Regions from separate parts of the Mus musculus genome. Here region 2 is linked to region 1. Evidence: chromatin loops called from intact Hi-C (ENCODE). Cell type or tissue: heart. All regions are shown on one strand. Links, peaks and the distances in the headings refer to the core of each region. The heading gives the core; the rest is flanking DNA. Region 1 overlaps Sez6l (seizure related 6 homolog like). Region 2 overlaps Miat (myocardial infarction associated transcript (non-protein coding)).

The links. A loop is a pair of places that touch in the nucleus more often than their neighbours do. Peaks named below come from ENCODE experiments on the same cell type or tissue, not always from the same donor. Only the 100,000 strongest peaks of a DNase experiment are listed, where the experiment ranks them.
Region 2: it touches region 1 in a loop (12-fold over the local background); 11 of 42 quality-filtered maps call a loop at or near these places.

Annotation. Positions count from the first base shown.
Region 1 is chr5:112,422,508-112,433,322 of GRCm38, reverse strand. Sez6l (seizure related 6 homolog like) reads left to right here. Exons shown (of 17, transcript NM_001253916.1): 13 at 4,753-4,947; 14 at 6,565-6,597; 15 at 7,598-7,709; 16 at 8,598-8,700. Among named protein-coding and RNA genes, the nearest start is that of Gm6588, 22 kb to the left of the region's middle. In heart, for the core only: a CTCF peak has its summit at 5,849 (motif pointing right); no DNase peak of the experiment used is centred there; H3K27me3 peaks cover 2,271 bases.
Region 2 is chr5:112,207,961-112,219,097 of GRCm38, reverse strand. Miat (myocardial infarction associated transcript (non-protein coding)) reads left to right here. Exons shown (of 7, transcript NR_033657.1): 7 at 1-5,870. 1700028D13Rik (RIKEN cDNA 1700028D13 gene) reads right to left here. Exons shown (of 3, transcript NR_045378.1): 2 at 9,446-9,558; 3 at 9,096-9,331. Among named protein-coding and RNA genes, the nearest start is that of 1700028D13Rik, 6.8 kb to the right of the region's middle. In heart, for the core only: a CTCF peak has its summit at 4,501 (motif pointing left); a DNase peak (open chromatin) is centred at 4,537; H3K4me3 peaks cover 677 bases; H3K27ac peaks cover 950 bases; H3K27me3 peaks cover 1,165 bases.

The DNA.
Region 1 (10,815 bases), core at 4,645-7,144:
CGAGGCATGGTAGCCACACATGCGAACCCAGCGTGTGTGGGGCGTGGGGGCAGCACGAGGATTGTGGAATCCTTCTATAATTTAAGACTAGACAATTACATATAATCAGAGGCTTGTAGAGAGATCTCCTGGGGTGCCACTGCCATCTGCTGGTCACGTCTGGGTACTACAGGGTACTACGGGGATTGCAAGGAGATTTGAAGGCAACCCTCTGTTCTAGGAAGGTGGGGGCCAGATCTTCCTAAATGCTCAGCACTGCTGAGCCTGGGGAGGACTGAACAGAAACCGGCTCACAGCCTGCACTCCTGCTGGCCCCTAGCTCAGACCTGGCACAGTCGGGTGCAAGTCAGCTGTCTACCAGGCCAAGCAAAGAAACCAGGGAGCAAACAGTCCTGATTTCCAGGGTGGTGTGCGCCCCTGGTAGTGCCTTCAAGCCTTTAGGCGGACAGAGCCTGAAGAACTGTCTCCATTTGGGTGATAGTCACTCACTTCATCTGAGAGCCACGCAGAAAGATTACAACCACCCTTTAAACTGGAGTATCAAAGCACAGGAGTCTCCTCTCCACCCTGGGGTGGCCCTAAAGCAAGAAACTCGTGAGTTCCAGGCTGCCTTGGACTACAAAGAAAAACCCTGTCTTTTAAAAAAAAAAAAAAAAAAAAAAGACTGGGATATAACCCACTAGTTTCCCCTCCTGGGTCTCCCACAGTGTTTGCTAAGACTCAGAAAAAAAAAAAAAAGTTTAAATGTTCTCCTTGCCACAGGCCCAGGAACACTCTTCAGGGTTTAAAAATCCCTTGCCATTACCTTGAGTCCCAACAGTAGGTGTGTAATGCAGTAAGCCTTGAAGATTTCCCAGGACTTAAAGGAGGCCCCATGGTACGACCGAAGACTTGGCTGCAAGTCTCCAACTCTGTGCAGAGCCAAGGGTGAACTTGAACTCAGTGGATGAGTTCCATTTCATAGGACAGCAGCATTGGCCAAGCATGGCCCTCACAAGCCACTGGGCTCCTCCTCTGGGGAGCTGGTTTGAAGCGGACTCCGCACCCCTGCCACTCCTGTGAAGGCATCCTCTCACAGACGGAGGCTCTCCAGCACAAGAGGCTGCATCTGTCGCCTGCACCCACCATTTGTATCAAGCCTCCCTCCCACTTGTGTGTCTGTGGACTCATGAGAACACGGAGTATACTGGATCTCAAGGACAGGACACTGAGTGAGCCACCCCAGTTCCTCTGCAGGTCCCACAGGGGAGCAAGACTCTAGAAAATTGGTATGGGTCCTGCCTCTATCATTTGAGATGCATCTCCAACTGTGTGGTGGCCTGGAAGGTCCCTTTCTGGCAGCTGACCTCTGGGCAGGCTACATGTCGAGTATGGGGGAGAGGGAGAAATGGGGGCTTTAAGTTCTCCTCAAGGCTTTTGTTTGGGTTTAAAGACAATCACTCCAGTGTCAAGGGTGGGAATCAGTGTCCACCAATCCACCCGGTCCTCATGAAAGCCCCCATTCCTCCCGGCACTGACAGCTGTTGTGGATACACCTTTATCCATTCATTCATTTTCTCTCTGGGAAACTAAGACTCTGGACCACCTACAGAGCTGGGCAAGCATTGGCTTAGAGAACTGCAATAGACAATAGGGCTTAGAGAACTGCAGCTAAGCATAGGGCTTCACCGCCCCAGCAGGTCACTGCCATCTGACCCCCAGCCTAGCCAAAGAAGCAGAGATCCAGCCTGTGGCATGACAGGCCCTGACTCCTGACACCTCAGAGCCACTGGGGCCTCATCTACACCTTGTTCTGCTGTGGCTCTCCAGCCTCAGTCCCAGGGAGGGGGGGATGGGCAAGCTTAGATTTGTTTTATTTACTTCCGTGAACTGTTGGGACAAAGTGACACCTAGAAGCAATCTCCAGAGGAACGTGGTTGATTCCAGCTTACAGCGATGCACTTCAGTCCGGCATGGCGAGGGGAGGGGGAGGCGGAGGTGGGGGCACACTGCGTCTGCACTCAGGAAGCAGAGCGTGAACAGGAAATGGAGAGAGGTATAAAACCTCCAAGGCCCGCCTCCAAGACACATGCCTTCCAGGGAGGCTTCACCTCTTAAAGGTTCTACCACTTTCCCAGCCTGGCAACAAGTGTTCAGTCATACGAGCCTGCTGGGGACATTTCACATTCAAACCCCGACACTCCCCGTTCTAGCACGCTGGCACATCGTGGCACGTTAGCGAGATAGGTTAGGTGACTGAATAACAGTTGCCTGTGAACCAAACCCTGGGCTGGGCACTAGAATGCTGAAATGAACACAGTATAAGACTGAGTTCCGGGAAGGAGGGACATCAGAGAGAACACACACCACCACCTCTCTCATGCTGCTGGGGACATTTCAGAAGCTTCTTTGCAAGGGGGCGGGGGGGGGGGCATTGAAATCCCCGGGGACAGAACTGGGTCAGCAAGGAGTCCTTAGGTGCATTTTACAAAATAAGAGGCAACACCATTTGAGACCCTGGCCGTATGTAAGTCACGAGTCTGGGGTCCTTGTGGTGGGGCCTGGACAAGGAGGGAAGGGAGAAGAAGAAGGCCTTCAGTGAGTCTCAAGAGCCTGGCCATACTCGGGGGACGGTCCCAGAGCTTGTCTGCCATAAAAGGAGAGTGGTAATGCAGAAAGGGAGAGAGAAGAAAAGAGACAAGGAGAGAGGAGACAGGGTAGAAAGAGAGGAGACAGGTCAGGGAGGGAGGAGAGAGGGCAGGCAGAGAGGGAGAGATGAGAGAGGGAAGGGAGGGAAGGGAGAGGGCAGGCAGAGAGGGAGAGATGAGAGAGGGAAGGGAGGGAAGGGAGAGGGCAGGCAGAGAGGGAGAGATGAGAGAGGGAAGGGAAGGGAGGGAGAGGGTAGGGAGAAAAGGAGAGAAGAGAGAGGGTATAGAGGAAGCAAGGAGAGAGGAGACAGGTCAGGGAAGGAGGGGAGAGGGCAGGCAGAGGGAGCCCCTTGCTTGACAAGGCACTGGTGTTTACTGTAGGCAGGCACAGTCACAGGGGAGGTGGCCCTGGGGGACAGTTGGGAGCAGTTGTCAAACCCTCCAGTTCCTCTGGGTCTAGGCAGGCCACTTCCCCTGAGTCCTGAACCAGCAGGGTTACACCAGGAAAACAGATGGAAGACAGGGACGCCTAGGTCACGGGCTCTCCTCCGGGCCCTTCTCTCCTGTTCACCTGGGTATGCCTAAAGCTGATGACAAAGCTCTTCTGAACTAGCTGGCATAGGAGGGGACGCCAAAAGCCACCGCTATTCTCAAACCAGCGTGAGGGCCCACAGGTGGAGCTCTATGTAATAGGGAGATGCCAGAACCTGTGCACATCGTTAGTAGGAATAAGCGTGGGGAACCAGCAGGGAAACAGATGGTACCGACGTTCAAGACTGTATACAGGCCCTCAAAAATCAAAACAGGGTCTGCTCTGGGACCCGGTGGTGGTTTTTCTAGGTGTCTACCCCAAAGAACCAGAAGTGGGACTCAGCAGGATTTGCACCCCCACGGTGACATCAATACTGTTTACATTAATCTAACATGTGAAATTTGGACACAGGGCATCATGGTCTGCTCATCCACGGAATACTATTCAGCCTTAAAAAACAGAAGTCCAGCCCTAGCCAGGCCCAGGGAAGCACACGTCGTTAATCCTAGCACTCAGGAAGCAGAGGCAGGCAGATCTCTGCGTTCCAGTCCAGCCTGGTCTATGGAGTGAGTTCCGGGACAGTCAAGGGCTACACAGAGAAACCCCGCGTCAAAACAAACAAACAAACAAACAAGAAAGCAGAGATGCTTATGATACAAGGCAGGAGCCTTGAGGATCTGGTGTGAGAGGAAATAAGCAGTTCTCCCAGAGTACAGTCACATCTTTCTTTACCTTCCTCGAGTTCACCGAGTCCGGAAACTGGAGGAGGGGAGATGGGCCTTAACGCTAGTGGCCCCAGCATGGGGCACCGAGTCCTAGAGGTCGGCTGTTCACAGCTAGTCGGTAAACTTTATGAGGATTTTGCCACAGTTTAAAATCTTGTACATGTCTGAGGGGTTTGCTTCCTGGCAAATGGCTCACCCACCTTTAAATCGGCCTCTGCCCGTACTTGGCGTCTGCAGTACCCGAGCGCAGCCATCAGGGGGAAGCGTGAGCCTATTGGTTGCAGCCCCTTGGCTTTTTGGCTTCACAGACAATTGACCCGGATAACGGGTTTTACTGCGTGGGCACTGCTGGAGGGAGGGAGGAAACACTAGACAGTTCGTGGCAGATGGCGTCGGGGAAGGATTCCTGGAGAAGTGCGTGACAAGGCTAGATCGGAACACACCAGAAGAGCTCTGGAGGAGTGGACCGTCTTTTTAATCGATAATCCATCGCTACCACCATCCCTCCCTTACTGAGCGCCCTCCAAGGGGCGAAGACATTCTCCGTCTCTTACACCCAAGCCCTTGTGGAGTCCTGCAGCCATATTCGCATTTGCTAGGGAGAAAAACTGAAGACCAGAAAAGGTCTAATACTTTCTAGAGATGGCACAGCTAACAAATGATAGAACCTAGATTTTATTTAATTTTGCCCAGATTCTACAACCCTATTCGCTCTGTGGTACCCACGTGTCATCTGTATCCAGAGATGGGAGACAGAGCGGGAACCATCTGGGCACAGGGTGGGGTTCTAGAGAGAGGATGCCGCCGGGTGGGGCTATGTCACCCAGAGCCTGGGACTATCTCAGAGCCATGTCTGGCTTCATTTCAGCTGAGGAGTCCCTGGCGTGTGACAACCCAGGACTGCCTGAGAACGGGTACCAGATCCTGTACAAGCGGCTGTACCTGCCCGGAGAGTCCCTCACCTTCATGTGCTACGAGGGCTTTGAGCTCATGGGCGAAGTGACCATCCGGTGCATTCTGGGACAGCCGTCCCATTGGAGTGGGCCCCTGCCCATCTGTAAAGGTAAAGAAAGAGACCCAAGGAGCCAGGGTGAGGGCTATCTCCAGGGGAAACTGAGAGCTTGCTCTGGGGAGAGGAGGGGGTCACAGAATACAAATCCAGTGGGTGCCTGTCCAGTCTGGTTTCATTTCTTTTCTCTTTTTTTCGAGACAGGGTTTCTCTGTGTAGCCCTGGCTGTCCTGGAACTCACTTTGTAGACCAGGCTGGCCTCGAACTCAGAAATCCGCCTGCTTCTGCCTCCCGAGTGCTGGGATTAAAGGTGTGCACCACTACGCCTAGCCAGTCTGGTTTCTTCATTTGTTCATATATTTGTTTCTTGAGACAGGGTATCATGTAGCCTTGAACTTCCTTTGTAACCAAGGCTGGCCTTGAACTCCCATCCTCCTGCTTCTACCTCCTCAGTGCTGGGATTGCAGGTGTGCGCCACCTCACCAATTCTTGATCCCTTTTTGTTACTGTAACAAAATACCTGAGAATGGATACTTTATGAAGAAGTCTGTTTGGTTCAGGGTTGTGGAGTTCAAGGCACGACTCTGCACCTCTGGGGGATGCATGCCGCCTGCTAATGCATCAGGGCCATCCCTCAGTGGGACAAAGAGAGCATGCCAGCTCTTACAGAGCCACTGAAGCCCAGCCATGGCCCCCTCTGAAACAACATCAACCTATAAATCTGGGCACTAATTCTGAAGCCGAGAAGCCAGCTAGCTTCTCAGCAGAGGGCATCACTGCTCAATGGTGACTTCAATTAGTCAGAATCTAATCAGGAGTCCTGGGGCCTGACAGAGGATGCATGCAATGCCCTGCACAGCCTGGCCGCTCTCAGTGCAGTTTTCCACTTAAGCCTTCACTTGCTTCTACACTCTGCATCCAGGAGTGCCCTGGTGGGTGCAGTTCAGTGCTTGGCCACCAGGTGGCTTTGGTGATAGATTATCATCCCCAGCACCTTGAACTTCAGGGTTATAAAAAAAAATACGAGTTTATGAAAATAATTTATATAGACTACTGATCCCAGCCAATAACTATGGGAGGTGAATGTAATACAGTCAGTATCAGGGTCTTGAGTCACACATCCTTGGAAAAAATATATAAAAGACTCCGTGAAGATATTACATAGTTAGAGGTGGTGTCTTACACCCACCAGAACAGCAATTGAGAGGCTGTCGATGAACGTTCAGGCCAGCACAAGAGGCTGTCTTGAAAACGCAAAACAAAACCTTAAGAGCTGCGAGAGAGACTAGTGCCGCAGGTTGGAATCCCAAGTTCCCAGCTTAGACACTGTGTGACCTTTGAGGTCTCACTGCACTTCTCTGAACCCATTCGCTCTCCTTTAAAATAATGATAATGAACCATCACTGTGTAGGAGATTGGCAAGAAGTGGGTGGGAATGCACGGGCTCTTGGCGAGATACAGAATGTGTGTCATGTGCCATCACAGTCCATGACACTGCGGATGCTTGCCCATCTCCTTCCTCTCAACATCGCAGGAGGTACTGTGGGGAACTGCCTTGCAAGACACCATTGGCCCCATGCTCACCCCACACTCCTGGGGACCATCGACCCCCTGTCTGTGCAAACAGTGAACTTCCTCTGAGTTGACACTGCTTCCTGTTTTCTGTTTCAGTTAACCAAGACAGTTTTGAACATGCATTGGAAGGTGAGTCTTCCTCTATCTTGTAAGTTCTAGCACATCAGGCAGCTGTGTTGATAGGTTTTCCCGGGGCCTCCGGACATAGCTACTAGGGCTGGAGAGAGAGATAGACGGTTAAGAGAGTCCACTGCTCTGCAGAGGACCAGTTTTGTTTCCAGCACCCATGTGAGGCAGCTCACAACCTCGGGCTTTGCTCCCTGGCACAGTCGCCTCTCCTCCTGGATGTGGCTTGTTCCTATGGACAGGTGACAACAGCTAGCCAGGATTCTCTCGTTTTTGAGACTCCTTCCTTCCGTTCACATCTTAGTCACATGTCTCCTTGCCATGACAAGATTCCCAGTGGAGGCAGTTTATGGGAGGAGGGGCTGATTGTGGCTCACAGGCCACATTTTCACCCATGTAGGTAGTGGCTAATGTGTTACAGATGGGAGGATGGCTGAGCTTTGTGAGACATGGCCAGAGAGGGCTGCAGAGGAGCTCAAGCTTTCTAGAACCAATGTGAGAGAGGAGGATCCCAACTCTGCTAGGAAAAGGCTCCCAGGCCCCAGAATATCCACCAGGATCTCTGCAGTTGCCACATGCATTGGGGGCAGCAGGAAGCTGGGCAGTAGAGCTGTCCACACTGCCCCGAGCCACCCCTGGGCACATCTCACAAGCGAGCTCTAGAATGGGCCCCAGCCTGGTGCAAGCCATTCACAGAAGTGGCCAGAGAACGAGGCAAGATGATTGTAGAACTTTGTCCAAGTGACTCCCTGGATTGAATTTTTAACCAGATTTCTGCTTTCCTATGGGTTTAGCATGAACAGGGTTCGAATTGGTTCTCAGCGACCAAAGGGTCACCACAGCCGAGGGTACAACCCAGCTTCTGCTCTGTTTCCTCCACGGCTCTTCTGTGTCTAAGGCTGTGGGATATCAGCTGGGGAGGGGCACTCACTTGAGAGCCAGGTTCCCCGTGGGGGTGGGGCTCATGGGAGACTAGAAGCTCAGTGGCTTGTGTGCTCAGTAGCAGAAGCGGCAGCAGAGTCCTCACTGGAAGGTGGGAACATGGCGCTGGCCATCTTCATTCCGGTCCTTCTCATCTCCTTGCTACTGGGAGGAGCCTACATCTACGTCACGAGGTAGGCTGGGTTGTGCCGTTGTGAACCTCACCTCTGGGGCCTCAGCATCTCTGCCTGACGCTTGGGTACAGTGGCCTCGTGTGCCTCGTGAGAGGCTGTGGTCAGAATCAGAAGGCGTCTTGGTGACTTTTTGGGGACAGTCATCCCTCTGTTCACTTAGCAAATGTAAGGGGTGTCCCAGGGCTTGATCCCAGGTGCTGAAGGTCACAGAAGTTGCCTTCAAAGGACAAAAAGCCACGTCTAGAACAGTCACACACACACACACACACACACACACACACACACACACACACACACATCTTCCTCACGATTTCAGAGCCACCGCCATGTGCCAGAAGCCTCTGGGCTCTGGGAACATCGCAGTGAGCAAAGCAGACTCCAGTGAGGAAAAGTAGCTGATCTCCGAAGCACAGGAGGAAATCAAGGACCGATAGTCGATAAACAGAAGAACCCTGGAGCAGAGGTTGCATGCTCCGGTGGAGTGGGTAGAAGAGACCACGCTGAGTAACACTTCTGAGCGGGCTTTAAAGTGGTAGTGAGTGATGTGGGAGGCTGGCAGAATGGTGTGTGGGTGGCCCTTGTAGACCTCACCCCTGCCTTTCACAGCACAGCGTGTGGTGGGGTGCCATCCAGGGAGACACTGGCCGGTGTTAGAAAGACACATAAAGTACTTCACAAGTCAAAGAGAGGGGGGAGGGGAGAGGGAGAGAGAGAAGGAGGGCAAGGCTAGCTTGCTGCAGCCCTATGGGATCATGGGTGAAGAGCACTTGCAGGTCCCTCAGTGGGACCCCACCAGCTCAGGGCTGTGTCTACCCACCCCATGCCCTTCACAGAGCCCTGGGGCATCAGGGTAGGGGTGCAGCTCCATCACTGTTGTTTTTCCTGCAGGTGCCGACAATACTCCAGCCTCCGCCTACCCCTCATGTACTCCCACCCCTACAGTCAGATCACCGTGGAGACTGAGTTCGACAATCCCATCTACGAGACTGGGGTAAGTGGTCCTACTGCCCTCCTGGAGGGCTTCCCCTTGCCCTCCCTAATCCCGGAATGAGCAGAGTGCCCGGACAAGCCATCAGTGATTAGAACCCAGCTTGGAGCTTCCAGGGGCAGCTCTTGTGTCTAGCTGAGCTCCACTCCTTAAAAGCAGTGTGGCTCTTTCTGCACCTTGCTGTGCAGGCTCCTTTGGACATCAGGAGATGATGCAGATCAAGCAGGTGATGAGAGAGGGAGAAGGGGAGGGGAGAGGGGAAGGGGGAGGAGAACCTCTTGACCTCCCTGTCAGGAAAACCTCACAAAGCACTCTTCCATGAACCTGGGTGGCCAGGTCACTCACTCTTTGGAGCCTCTGGGTGCATCAGGAGTTAAGCGAGGGATGAAGGGTGGGTTGCTGCCCTCCCGCGGCTTGCATTCGAAGTCCTTCTGTGACTAGGATGAGCAATGGGAACATGTTCAGGTGGCAACAGCAGGAGCTCCCCACTCTTCCAGCTTTGTCCAGCCAGCCAGCATTGGATGTACCAGGCTTGTGCACTGCAGGTGGCTCAGCCTGGCTGCAGGCTCACTGCAGAGGGCTGCAGAGGTTGGCTATGTCCACACTAGGCAGCGGGACCCTTTCAGCTCCCTCAGAAGCTTCCAGCATCGCCAGGAACTGCAGTTGTGGTTATAAAGCTGCTACAGGTACAATCACACACAATCCTGTGAGCGGAATAGCTTGGCAGAGCACACAGCACCAACAATGGTGTGTGATGTGCCACATGACCCTGGGACTCTTCTCTGTGACTCAAGAGGACATGGAGGGCCAGAGAGATGAAAGTGGCTCGGACAAGGCTGTTCATGCTTGACTTGAAATCCTGAGCCTCAATCACACTGGCCCATAGTTATGATTAGTTATCATCCTGAAGGACCACGGAAAGCTATCAGGTCCCGTTGCTGCATGGTGGTTGGGGACCCTTGAGGTGGGTGGAAAGAGTTAATGAAGCTGAGGTGTAGACATGGCTGAAAGTTAGATGATGTCTGGCAAGCAGGGCTTGTGAGAAGGTCTGAGGTTCATATGGGGAGCTTCCAGGCTTAGGGCTGTGTGACAGATCTGCCCTCGAGCCATTGTGTCGTGAGAAGTCATTTTCCCTGCTATTAGGAAACAGGCAAATCCGCCCCTTGTCCACACTGACCTGCCACTATTTTCTGCTTTGACCTCCTGTGTGAACTATCCCCTATATGAACACTCTGCTCACAAGCCACGGGTTCACCAAGGCTCAGCCAGGATTCACACCACCCTGAATCACCACACCACCGTGATTGCTTGGACACGGAGACTTGTGGGTAGTAACAGAAAAAGAGGCAGTTTACCAACAGAAACGAATGAGCTTGAAAATAAGCCAGAATTGGATTGGCCGGGGGTCTGTGACCTCTGATGGGTCCCTTCCGAGTTGTAGAAGTTCTCTGCTCTGGCAGGCTGTTTTGTTCCCTTAAAGCTAAGGATGGGCTTCCGGTCATCTGAGGTTGGCTTTTTCCACATCTGTCTTGATGCTTCTGGAAGCCCCTCCCCTATTCTCCCACCTACCCAGACCTGACCTTCGGAAGGTGTTCCTCACATACTGCCCACCGTATTTCCCATCTGCCAGAAAGTGTTCGATGTGACCTTAACTGTGTTAGCCTCACAGGAAGTGACTGTGGCACTTCCAAGTGGGAGCCTGTGACTTCATTGGCTCCTGGCCCTCACCTCTTATCCACTCAGTGGAGAAGGGGACCAGCCACAACTATATGGTCTTTATTCTCAGATCTGAGGTGAAGGTCCAGCTGGTGGTGACGGAATTTAAAAGATGGATTTGTATCGGCTGGGGAAGTTCCGATCACCTTAGAGTCGGAGCACATCCTGAGGCAATGGGAGGCTAGTAGCATCAGAGGGTTGGGGTTCCCAGAGTACCAACTATGTCAGCTCTGCCTCCCCCATCCTCCATCTTTGCAATCACTGTGTGATGATGACTCTCTGCTGGCAGGCCTGGGGGGGAGAGAAGACAACCGGGTCCAGCTAGTTGCTCTGGGGTTGAGTTGGATAGTGAACACACCCTGGCTGGGAGTCAGTCAAAGCCAAGGAATTCATTTTATTGTA
Region 2 (11,137 bases), core at 3,307-5,806, 210 kb after region 1:
TGTCCATGACAGCCTTGCCATTTCAGGACCCAGGCTTACGAATGACCTCATCTGAGCTCGGTGGTCTTGTCTCTCTGTGCCTTCACAGAGGGCCTAGAGATTCAGCCTGTGCCTCTCGGGGGAGGGGGGGACTCTGACAGGGTGGTCTCACAGACATGAGCAGCTAGTCTCCCCTTCAGAGTTCCTCACATAGGAAGGAACAGACAAACATAAGATGGGTACAGGGTTGCTGGCATTGTGCCAGTTGTCTTAGGGACATACACGGTGGCTGCAGCCAGTACAGAGCCAGCTCAGGTCTCAGGGTACCCTCTACAAGCCCCCTTGTCTCTACCAGCTTTGATTTCCACATGTCATGTGGACCATATGCTCTCTTGGTGGCCTAGGCAGCTCTCAGGCAGACCTGTGCCTGACTCAGTGCTGGGCACTCAGCAGATGCACCATACAGTTCTGTTCAGTGGGAGTGTAGGGAGTTTAGGTGAGGGTTCATCTGGGTTGGATACAGTCTGATCCAGAGGCATTTCTGGCTGGGCCACTCAGGTCTGCCTTGCTGACCAGTCTGGAGCAGTGGCCACCTTTGGTTTCTGTTGTAGCTTACCATGTTTTCCAGAAGGAGATGAACCTTGTTTCCTGCTAGACCATGGATCCCACCATGGTTCTTTTATTTGTGTAGCCATCTTGGGAAATACAGGTGCTATGCAACCACACCTCAGACATTTACAACTTTGTAGTCATCAGAGAGAAGCTGTGTCCAGGAAGAATTAGACAATAGGCAGTCAAGAGAGGCCAGCTCTGGCACGAGGGAGGAAGTGACTTCCTAGTCAGGCTGACCCCCACTGGGACGTTGGAGGATGAGAAAGGTATGGCTTGACTGAGTGCTTTTGGAAAGAAATTAAAGCAAAATTCAAATAGGTCAAATACAGGGTAGGACTTTTCAGAGCCTCAAAGTGCTAATGGGCACCTCAGACACTCAGGCTGGGACGGAAGGATGAGATATTATCTGTCTTTGCTGGCTACAGAATTATTTTCTTACCAAACATATAGAATGCTGGGAGACAGCATTAGGCTTTAGAAGTGCGCTCAGGTGTCCTATTGTCGCCTGGGAGGAAAGAGAAGCTGGAGGGGTGGGGCTTAGGGGAGTCCAAACTTTGCTTTAGGACTCAGGCTAGGTTCCTTGCAGTTCTTTCTTTGTAGAGGAGGCCAGTGGTGGGAGCAGCCAGAGACCCGGGAGTTGGTGATGGAAGAGATGTTCATTTTCAAGGGCAGCAGCTCTGGGGGGTTGGGGTTGGTAGTGAGATGCTGGTGTGTGTGTGTGTGTGTGTGTGCTGGTGCGCACACGCACAAGCATATGAGGAGATCCTTCTGGGAAGAGGCTGGCCACAACCAGGCAGGGGGTTTGCACTGAGGACAAGCTGGGTACATTTTTAGCAGATCTGAAGTGTCTGTGGAGCTCCAAGACCCACAGCCTAGAAACGGAAGCTCTGGGCTTCCAGTATGGGGTTCCTACGGTGGGTGTTGATGGGATATAGAGGCAGACCCCCTGCCCAGGTCAGGCCCCATGCCCACGCTGGTGGGGACAGGAGGCCTGTGGTGGGGAGGCAGAGGGCCGGAGGGGGGTTGAAAGGGGAAGGCTGCATGGTGTGATTAACCTACTAACCAACCCAGGGCTCGGCCAGGACGCTGTGGCACGCGACGAGATGCCTGGCCTTCTGTCAACCGACTAATCCACTAACCTGGCCCGAGCATGTCCTACTAACCCCGCAGCAGCCAAACCCTACTAACTCTGCAGGCCAGGGGCCTTCCCAGAGGCTGGGACGCGGACAAGGCTCAGGAAGGCCCTGCCTGGGGGCTGGGATCTATGTGCAGACCCATCCTGCGGGACAGGGTATGCTAAGAGACTCACCAACTCTGCCGCTCCCTGCTGGCGGAACGGGACCCTTCTACTTCCCTTGATGCCCGTGGTGAGGTGACCGAGGTGTTGCCGCATGGCAGGGACTTCAAAATGGAATAAGACACGCTGAGGGCGGGCCTCGGGGGACTCGGTGGTACGCCCATTCTCTGATCTCGGGTGTTCTGCACACAGACCCTTCTACCTGGGGCAGACATGTGCTTTGAGTCCTTTAACGTCTCTTCCCTTTCTCCCCTCTTGCCAGCTTTCTCTCCCATAGGCAGCTCTTTTGATTACTAATTGTCTAACCCCGGGGCACCCCACTCTGCACCCTGCTGCCCCTTAACTAACGGCCACCCCGCTGCCTTCTTCTCTCTAGTGGCTCCTGTGTGTGTCTGCTGATGCTGTGCTACTAACCCGGCCCTACTAACTGGTTTCTCTTCTTACTAACCCAGCCCTGCCGAGCTCTGGGCTTCCTGGGGGCTGGTCCCTCCTTTTGGCAAGCAGATGTCCCCAGGCTGTCCAGGCCAGATCTGAGGCAGGGGACAGCCGTATTTAGTGACGCCCAGAGGAGGAGGAGGAGGAGGCTGTCCTGTGGACGTGGGACGCTGGGCTCCGAGCATGACCTCTCTCCTCTGTGCACAAGTCTGGTTGCCACCAGGAGTGGATGGGACCAGGGGACCTCGTGGGAACCATTGTGGTGCCCGTGGCTCTAGAATTGGCAATTCTGGGCCCTACCTAGCTGGGGCCCTCTGTGATTTAGGGCAGGGAGAGAGGGGTAGGAACATCAGGGGCTGGCCATCTTGTACAGGAGCTCAAAGTGTGTGTCTGAACCCAAAGCCCTACCTGGGAGCTATAAACATGTTTCCTAAGCAGGAAACATGTGAGGGGCCATTTCCCTGAAACACCACAGCGCAGAGAAGCCCGAGGAGAGAGGGCATCAGGAAGTTTGTAAGAGGGCCTTTCTCTCAGCCTGAGAAGAGATGGCCGATGACCAGTAAGAAGGTTCTCCAAATAGGCGGTCAACTAGCCAGGCCTTTCCCACTGAGAGAGGCGGAAATCTCAAACTGGAAGTCTATTTGGGATCATTTTTCACACAGGAAGTAGGTGTGAGGATATTTTTTTCCCTCAGGAAGTGTTTAGAAACACTCTCTCCACACTTAGAGAGGACAGGCTGCCAGTTGTCCTGATGCACAGTCGGGAAGCGTCTCTACGGGCCCTTAGGGCTTATGGGAGGGGCAAATGGGTGCCAGGAAGTGAATCTTAGAAGCCCACAGGCGGATGGGAAGTCACCCCAGCTCCTTGTTCGGTTTATATCCATGCCCCTGCCCCAGCCAGCCTCCCCCAGAGCCCGCCAGCTGCTAAGCCAGGGCCACACCTGGGGGTGATTTCATGCCTCACCTCCAGTAGGCTCATGGCCTCTCTGGGCTAACCTCTGGCTCTTTTGCACTAACTCTAGCTCTCCCCCAGCTAATCCCTGCCTTTCCCTGGCTGCCCCAGGGGCTGACCACTAGCAGCCAGCCCCGCCCACCCGCGGGGCTCCAGGCTCCTTTAAACCAACCACCCTTTCCTCTGGACTAATGTTTGCCTTTCTGGTCTGTTCCTTCCGGCAGAAATGAATGGCTGTGGATTTCTCTCTGACTAACAGGTCTCATACTCCTCTCCCTGTTACCACTAACGGCTTGGATGATGGCGGCGTGGCTGGCGAGGGATGGGCGGAGGTGCTGAGCTTGGTTGCTATGGGGAGGATGTAGCTAGTGAGAGTAGACACGTGACCGGTCTGGGTCAGAACTTCCAAATGTCAATCAAAGTGCTAACCGGGCTGGGGTGTGGCTCAGCCCAGAAGAAAGGATACTGTCTACTGAGCATTTTGGTGGGACCAGACTTACAGCTAACCTTCCATGGGTGTGGCCACTGGCTCCATCCAATATAGCCTTACAATCTACATTGGCCGTTAGCTCCTGTAAACTACAGCGTCAGTTCTTGCAAGCAGTTCTTAGCTCATATAGGAGCCTAAGACACCTGTCTGGTGGGCCCAATTTGTTACCTATGGACTCATTGAGCACAAGGTCATGGCCTCCCTTGAGTCTTTGTTTAGGAGACTTACGGAGTTTTGGCCCTATGACAACGTCAAACTCCAGATAGAAATACATTCTCCATCGCTTACACCCTAGAGTAAAATAGTTCGACCTTTACCTTCAAGTCTTCTAAGGCAGATCTTTTACACAGGGTAGGTGTGCAGAGGGCAGGGAGTGTGGCTGGCAGGGAGTTAGGAACCCTTAAGGCAAGGGGAAGTCCTCTGGAAGCAGCGGCAGAAAGCCATGAGGCCATAGGACCCTTGTGGAGCTGAGGGTGACACCAGATTGAAGTGGGCAAGAGAAGAGAGCATGTTTCACAGAGTGATCTGGAAGCCAGAGCTTAGAAGGCTGGAGGTTCAAGGACAGGCTGCCTGATCTGTTGGTGCTGTGAGAACTGCTTACCCACGGGCTTAGGACTGACTGTAGAGATGCCAGAGAGTCTACGGAGGGACCTGAGCCACGGAGGAAATGGAGAGACCCCGTAGGAACGTGGGTTTACCTCCAGGTACGGCTTGTACGTACTCGCTGCTGCCCTCTCATGGCCAATCTTCCACATTTCACCAACAATGCCCTGAGAAAGGCTGCACAGGGGACTTTGCTCCGGAAACTGAGCAGAAGCCTGATCACAAAAGGCCTGACAGCGTCCCAGTTTGGGACAGTAGCTGGTCCCTGGTGGCTGTAATTATGTGTGGTGGGCCCTGGATACTGAAGGGGGCAGGGATCAGGAGAGCTAAGACGAGGTAGGCAGGGAGGGCTCGCTGAAGGGGGATCATGCCAGCTAAACCTTGACAGGCAGGGAGGGCATGGCTGGAACAAGTCACGCTCGATTTAGGGTTAGAGAGCAACCAAACAAGAGTCTGGAAGATTCATGGGGAGGTGTATAAAGTGAGAAGCTCAATATGTGACAAGCCCCAGGCCTCATTGGCTGTAAAAGACAGACTTCATTCCTTGGGATACCAGATATAGTCTGTAATTGTAACCCCAGCAGTTGCACAATAGAGACAGATCTCTGGGGTCTGCCTGCCTGCCAGTCAGCCAGTCTAGCTAGCATCATATGATCTGAGAGAGAAGGTGGCAGGCAGGGCCAGAGTTCTCAGGCTGCCTTGGTCGAGTCAGCCCAGGTGGGGCAGGGAGGAGCTTGCCTTGTGCGCTGGCCACATTATAGAAACCACCAGAACTTCTGGTAGCTGGGAAGACACTTCGGTCCATCTGGAGAGGAGCGGGGGTTCATAGTGTGCCACCCTTCACTGGGGATCGTGAGAAATCCCCGGAAAGTAAGGGACTGAGGGGACAACGAGGAACTTGAAACTTAACACAGGCCCCGGTGGTGTGCACCTCCTCCAGAAGATCTGGAGATAGGTGGTGTTGGCAGTGATGGTGGTGATGGTGTGTGTGTGTGTGTGTGTGTGTGCATGAGAGAGTGAGAGAGACGGTAGAGAAAAGAGAGGCTATAACTCGAGAAAACGGAGTCCCTGAGGCTCGTTCTAATCGCCTGCATCTGGGCTGCCCCTGCCCCCTAATTCCATTCAACTTTAGGCTTGTTTGAGCAGGACACTGTGCGAGCGGGACTGGCCTCTTGTCTGAAGAGCTCATAGCCTGCTTGGAGGGAGGAGCCTCGGTGGCTCCTCCCCGAGGGTGGGGCTGGAGACAGCGAGGAAAGCCTGGTCCTGTCCACTCTGGAATCTGTCTAGGGAACCCATTGTTTTATAACCATCTCAGCAAAGTTGTCTGTTCCATGTTGTTCCTGCTGGGAGAGACTGAGCGTGGGGCCCTAGAAACCTGATGTAGATTAAAAGATGTAGATACTTCCATGGGTCCAGCCACAATTACGGGCTCTTTTGGTTTTCATGCTTGTAGCTGCCTCTGTGTAAGATGCCATTTCAATATTAAAACCGACACACACTGGAGAGTGACTGGTTTATAAGGGAGAGGGTTGTCATGGGGGGAGGATCAATCAGTGGGATTTCTGTTGCTGGGCGAGCTGAGTTGCTGGTGAGCCAAGATTGGGGCAAGATGGCTCAGCTGGCAAAAAGGCTCACTGCAAGTCTGATGGCAAGCGGGCAAGTCTGATGGCATGTTTGATCCCTAAAACCCACAGAAGGGAGAATAGCTCATGAAAGGCTGACCTCTGACCTCTCCACGTGTGCATCCTGGGGTGTAGCCCCCTTCTCCAGTGCAGAAAATAGAGCTTCTAAAAGTTATGATGGCAAGGGGACATCTCAGTGAGTAAAGTGCTTGCCATTCAAGCATGAGGACCTGAGCTCAGATCCCAGCAGTGAGTCACGTAAAAAGTTAGATATGGTATGTGTTTGCCATCCCAGCACATTGGAGGTAGAGGTAGGCAGACTGCTGGAGGGCACTAACCAGCCAGCCTGGCCCAGCTAAGCTTCAGCTGTCAAGAGTCCCTGTCTCGAGCCAGGCATGGTGGCACACGCCTTTAATCCCAGCACTTGGGAGGTAGAGGCAGGCAGATTTCTGAGTTCGAGGCCAGCCTGGTCTACAGAGTGAGTTCCAGGACAGCCAGGGATACACAGAGAAACCCTGTCTCATAAAAAAAAAAAAAAAAAAAAAAAAAAAAAAAAAAAAAAAAAGAGTCCCCGTCTCAAAACGTGGATCACCCATCTCTCTTTGGGAACATAGGTGTGTCTTTGAGATCTTTTTTTCAGAACAAGGTTCTAGGCAACCAGAGTGAATCGTCTGCTTGGGTGTTTTGAGAAGTTTGGAATCAGGGTTTGGGTAGAGTCAACCCAGGAACCAGTTCGAGTCTGGGCATGTCCAGTTCCGTGCCGTGTCTGAAGGAGAGCTGGCTCTCTTTGAGCTGCCATCTGCTCCGAATGATGGGGACCACGGTGTAAGTCAGTGTGGGAGATGTGAAGATTTGCTAGGGTTCTTGCTAAGGTGAGCTGAGCTCTTACCATGCCCCACCAGACGGTGGAGCGGAGGCTCAGGCACTGTGGGGCAGGATGGACCATGAAGCAGGGCTTCCTGGAAGAGGCCAAGAGGAAACAGCTGCCACAGGAATTTAGGGTGGTTCCTTTGAGATCTGTCATGCAGTCCTGGGGAGATGGGCAACAACATGAGACCAGGCAAGGGGGCAACAGCAGAGGTCCAACTGGGCCCTCTTCCCCCTGGTGTACGAGACCCTCAGCTCAACACTGAAGACAATCTGCTTGGCCAATCCACCCGTAGTCATGACTTGTTTCTCACTGTGACAAATTGCCCGTCAGAGAGCACATGGAGGCAGAAACTTGTCTGACTAAGATGGTTCAGGCTGTCATTAGTTGGCTACTTGGGCAGAATATCATGGCGGCTGGCGTGTGTGTTCACCTCAGAGTAGACGGGAAACAGAGCAGGATGATAACAGAAAGAGGCAAGGTTGGGCACAGTCCTGGGTCATCCACCTCCCCACCAGGCAGGGAAGTTTCAGGCCCCTAGTTGGGTGTTCACACCACAGGCTCAGTTTACACCACAAGTCTAGCTCATGCCATGAGTCTGTTTTACACTGTGAGTCCAGTTCATACCGTGAGTTCACACAAGTAGTTTAGTTTCATACCACGAGTCCAATCCACACCACAAGTCCTGTTTCATGCCACGAGTCCAGTTTCACACCACGGGTCCAGTTCACTGCACAAGTCCAGTTCACACCATGAGTCCCGTTCATGTTTCAAGCCCAGTTCATGCAGCAGGTCTGGTTCACACCATGAATTCTCACCACGGGTCCAGTTTCACACCACAAACCCAGTTCACACCATGAGCCCAGTTCACAGCACAAGTCTGGTTCACACTGTGAGTTCAGTCCACGCTATGAGTTCACACCATGATTGCACACCACGAGTCCAGTTTACACTGCAAGTCTGGCTCATGCTGCAAGTCCAGTTCACACCAGGAGTCTAGTTCACACCATGATTTCACACCACAAGTCCATTTTCACACCATGAGCCCAGTTTTAAACCATGAGTTCACACCCCGAGTCCAGTGAATCGTGGGTCTCTCAGGTGAGAGCCCCCACAGACACACCCAGTGCCGCAGCAGCTCTCAAATCTAGTCAGGTGGGATCCCTCACTCTGGGTCTCTGATTAAAGGTTTGTCAAGGAGATACAGTGTAGTCACCTGGGAAGGGATTGTGTAGATCAGGCTGGCCTGTGGCCGAGCGAGTCTGGGGGATCTGTCGGACTCCATTAACTAATGTGGCAAGGCCCAGCCTCAAGGCGGCTGTGTTGCTCCTTGTGTTTGGAGCCTGAACTGAGAGAGTAGAGACAGGATAGAGCATACATTGGCTGTGGGTCATGTGACCAGCTCCTCCTTCCCAGCAATAATGAGGGGCTTTATTTAACCTTAGGAGGAACAATGCATGCGCATGTGCGTGTGTGTGTGTGTGTGTGTGTGTGTGTGTGTGTGTGTGTGTGTGTGTGTGTGTGTTACTGTTGTTTTCAAGTTTTTTCCCCCGTCTGGAGATAAACAGAATAAAGCTAAGAAAGATATTCGGGTCCCCTTCCTACCGGCTACTTCCACATGCCCGGGACTCAATGGACCACTCATAGATCCCACACGATGTGGCTGACACTGTCCTATGTTAACCAGGGTGCTGGGCTCACACTACAGAGGTGACACCTGTGTGGGGCTCACAGTCCGGTGCCGGGTGCTTTAAATGAGATAGAGATGAGAAACTGACTTGGGACATGGGTAATAAAAGGGTCCCACAGAGAGATATAAAGCCACGCTCTTGAAAGTCACTATTTTCCGAAGTGGAGCAGGAAATCTGTAGGTCTCTTCCTTGGGTGGCCTGTTGGGGAGTCGCTACGTGCTGGCTGCAGTTCACAGGAGTGGCCAGCAGATGGCAGCATCACACAAATCCTCTGCCCCCTCTCTACTGGGCTGGGACTGAACCCTCTGCCTACCTCTGGGGCTGCTCTTATGGGGGCAGCGGTGGGTTCCAGGGTTTCAGGAATTTGAGTGGGGTCTGGCATGGGTGGGTGGGGGCAAGGAGCTGTAGCAAGTGCATCTGAGGACGGAAACTCTGGAAGCGTTTGAGAGACGCAGAGCCGGCAACTGCCCTCCCCAAGCCCCAGCCTCAGGTTTTCCCTCTGCAAAACGCGCACGCAGCGTTTCTAGGTTCCATGCTACCACGCTGCTCTTGGCAAGGGTCATTTTATTTTAATAACATTGTCCCCCCAAACCTCCTCTGCTGATGGTCAAAGTCTCCCCCAAGATCCCACTGATGCTGGGGCCGTGCCTATAGTCAAGACTCTCCCTGGTTCACCTCCAGGCTGATGGCCGTCCCCCGATGAGTAGACAAGTGGTCACTGCTAAGCTCTTGGCTAGCGCTTGCTGGATGCCAGGCTCGGGTTCAGTGGCAGGAACATCCTGACTGAAGAGCATACTGTTATGGGATCTTCCCTGGCCCTATTGCCTATGGTGTGTGTAGGGGTGGGGTAAGGAGAGGAGTAGTGCTGCTGATATTCAGAGAAGGCAAGATACTTACACAGAGAGACATGGCAGGAGAATTGAGAAGCTGCTTCAAGATGGCTTCCATACACTTGGGGGTGAATGCACGCCAAGTGCAGAGTCTGTCTTCTCATTGACTCTGAGGCTGCACTAGAATGTTATACATACCACCATCACCATCACCATCACCACCATCACCATTACCAAACCAGACCCGTGGCCACAGACGATGATTCTGGCTGCCCTGCCGCTCCTCTCTCCTGTATTCCTTCTTTGGGGAAGGTGCTTTGCCCTGGGACCCATCAAAGTTGGTTATTTGGGTCTTTGATTTCAGTCTCTCGCCCTGTGCCCCGTGCTGCCACCCCATAGTCATAGGCCAGGTCCCCACAGCATAGCAAAAAAAGGATACAGAGCCCTACTCAAGATCGCCAGAGACCTGCCGGATGCTTGCCCTGGGTTTAGGTTCTGGGTCACCCTGGACAAGCCATTCCACCTGCCTGAGCCTCTGTGCCCAGGTAAAAGTGGCATGACCGTAGCGTGTCCTCCCCTGGTGTGGGCAACTGGAGAGTCCTGCACACAGGAAAAGCCCAGGCATGGGGCAGGGGGTGCATCTCAAACTGTGGGAATGAGTCTCTCATTTATGAAAACAAAGCCTTGTCTCTCTCAGAGGGCGAGGGTCATAGGGTGTCTGTAATTCACCAGACAGGTAATGGCCAGGCCTACTTCATCCCCATTGTGGTTTCTTTTGGACCTGGGCAGATTTTTCTTGGAAGCAGAACCAAGCAGGGTGGTGTGGTGTGAGGGCCTGAGGGTCAGACAGGCACACTGGCAAGCCATCCCAGGTTGTCTGTCTCTGAGCCTGTCTGTCTGTTATCTGTGAAGCCACAGTTACTTGGCCTGTGGGTGGCCTAGTCCCTACTGGTTCCTGTCAGCAGATGGACAGACCCTCCTGTGTAAAGGACACAACCTAGGAGCAAACTCACCTGCCTGGGGTTGTGGCGGGAGTGGGGGTGGGGAGAACAGATGCACTCTTGAGGACCAGAAAACAGACCCAGCTTCCTTGACTTTGGTCTTTGTGTAAGAGGATTCTTCTTGGGAAGGCTCTTCCCCACTGAGATCTTGGAATCTAAGGAATGTACTGGCAGCAGCAGGCCCAGGACATCAAGCCTTGGACATGCAGGATGGCTGGGCTTTTTCCCAGCATCACCGGCTGCTTGACTCGTTCCAGAGTCACCTTCTAGCTCAGGGGTCAAGTCTCAAGCACTTCAAAACTTTCCCAGGTTCTCGGGCCTTTGTGGTCTCTCACTCACACTCCAGTCTCTGATTTCACTCTCCAACCCCCAACCCCAAACCAGCTTTCTGGGGCCAGTTCTGTGCTAGGTGAGCCATCCCACCTAGCCACCCATCAACCAAGGTGTTGAGAAAACTGCCGGAGACTCTTAGTAAGATGGAGGGTCTAGCCTGGGCTCAGGCGCTGTGCCACCTGCACAAGCCACTTAAATTGGCTGAGACTCTGAGTCCCATGCGTAAAACGGTGTGATAGAGACATCTGCCCAAAACTTACATAAAATGTGAGATAGTCTTAGGATATTCTGGTCACTCATTTGTATGCTTCTCAGGTGTGAATTTTGTGGAGGACAATGTTAACATCACAGAGTTGGACCCGCCTGCCTCTCCCTCATCTCCCCTTTCCCCCATGTCTTTTTAAATTTTTTAAATTTCATTTTTT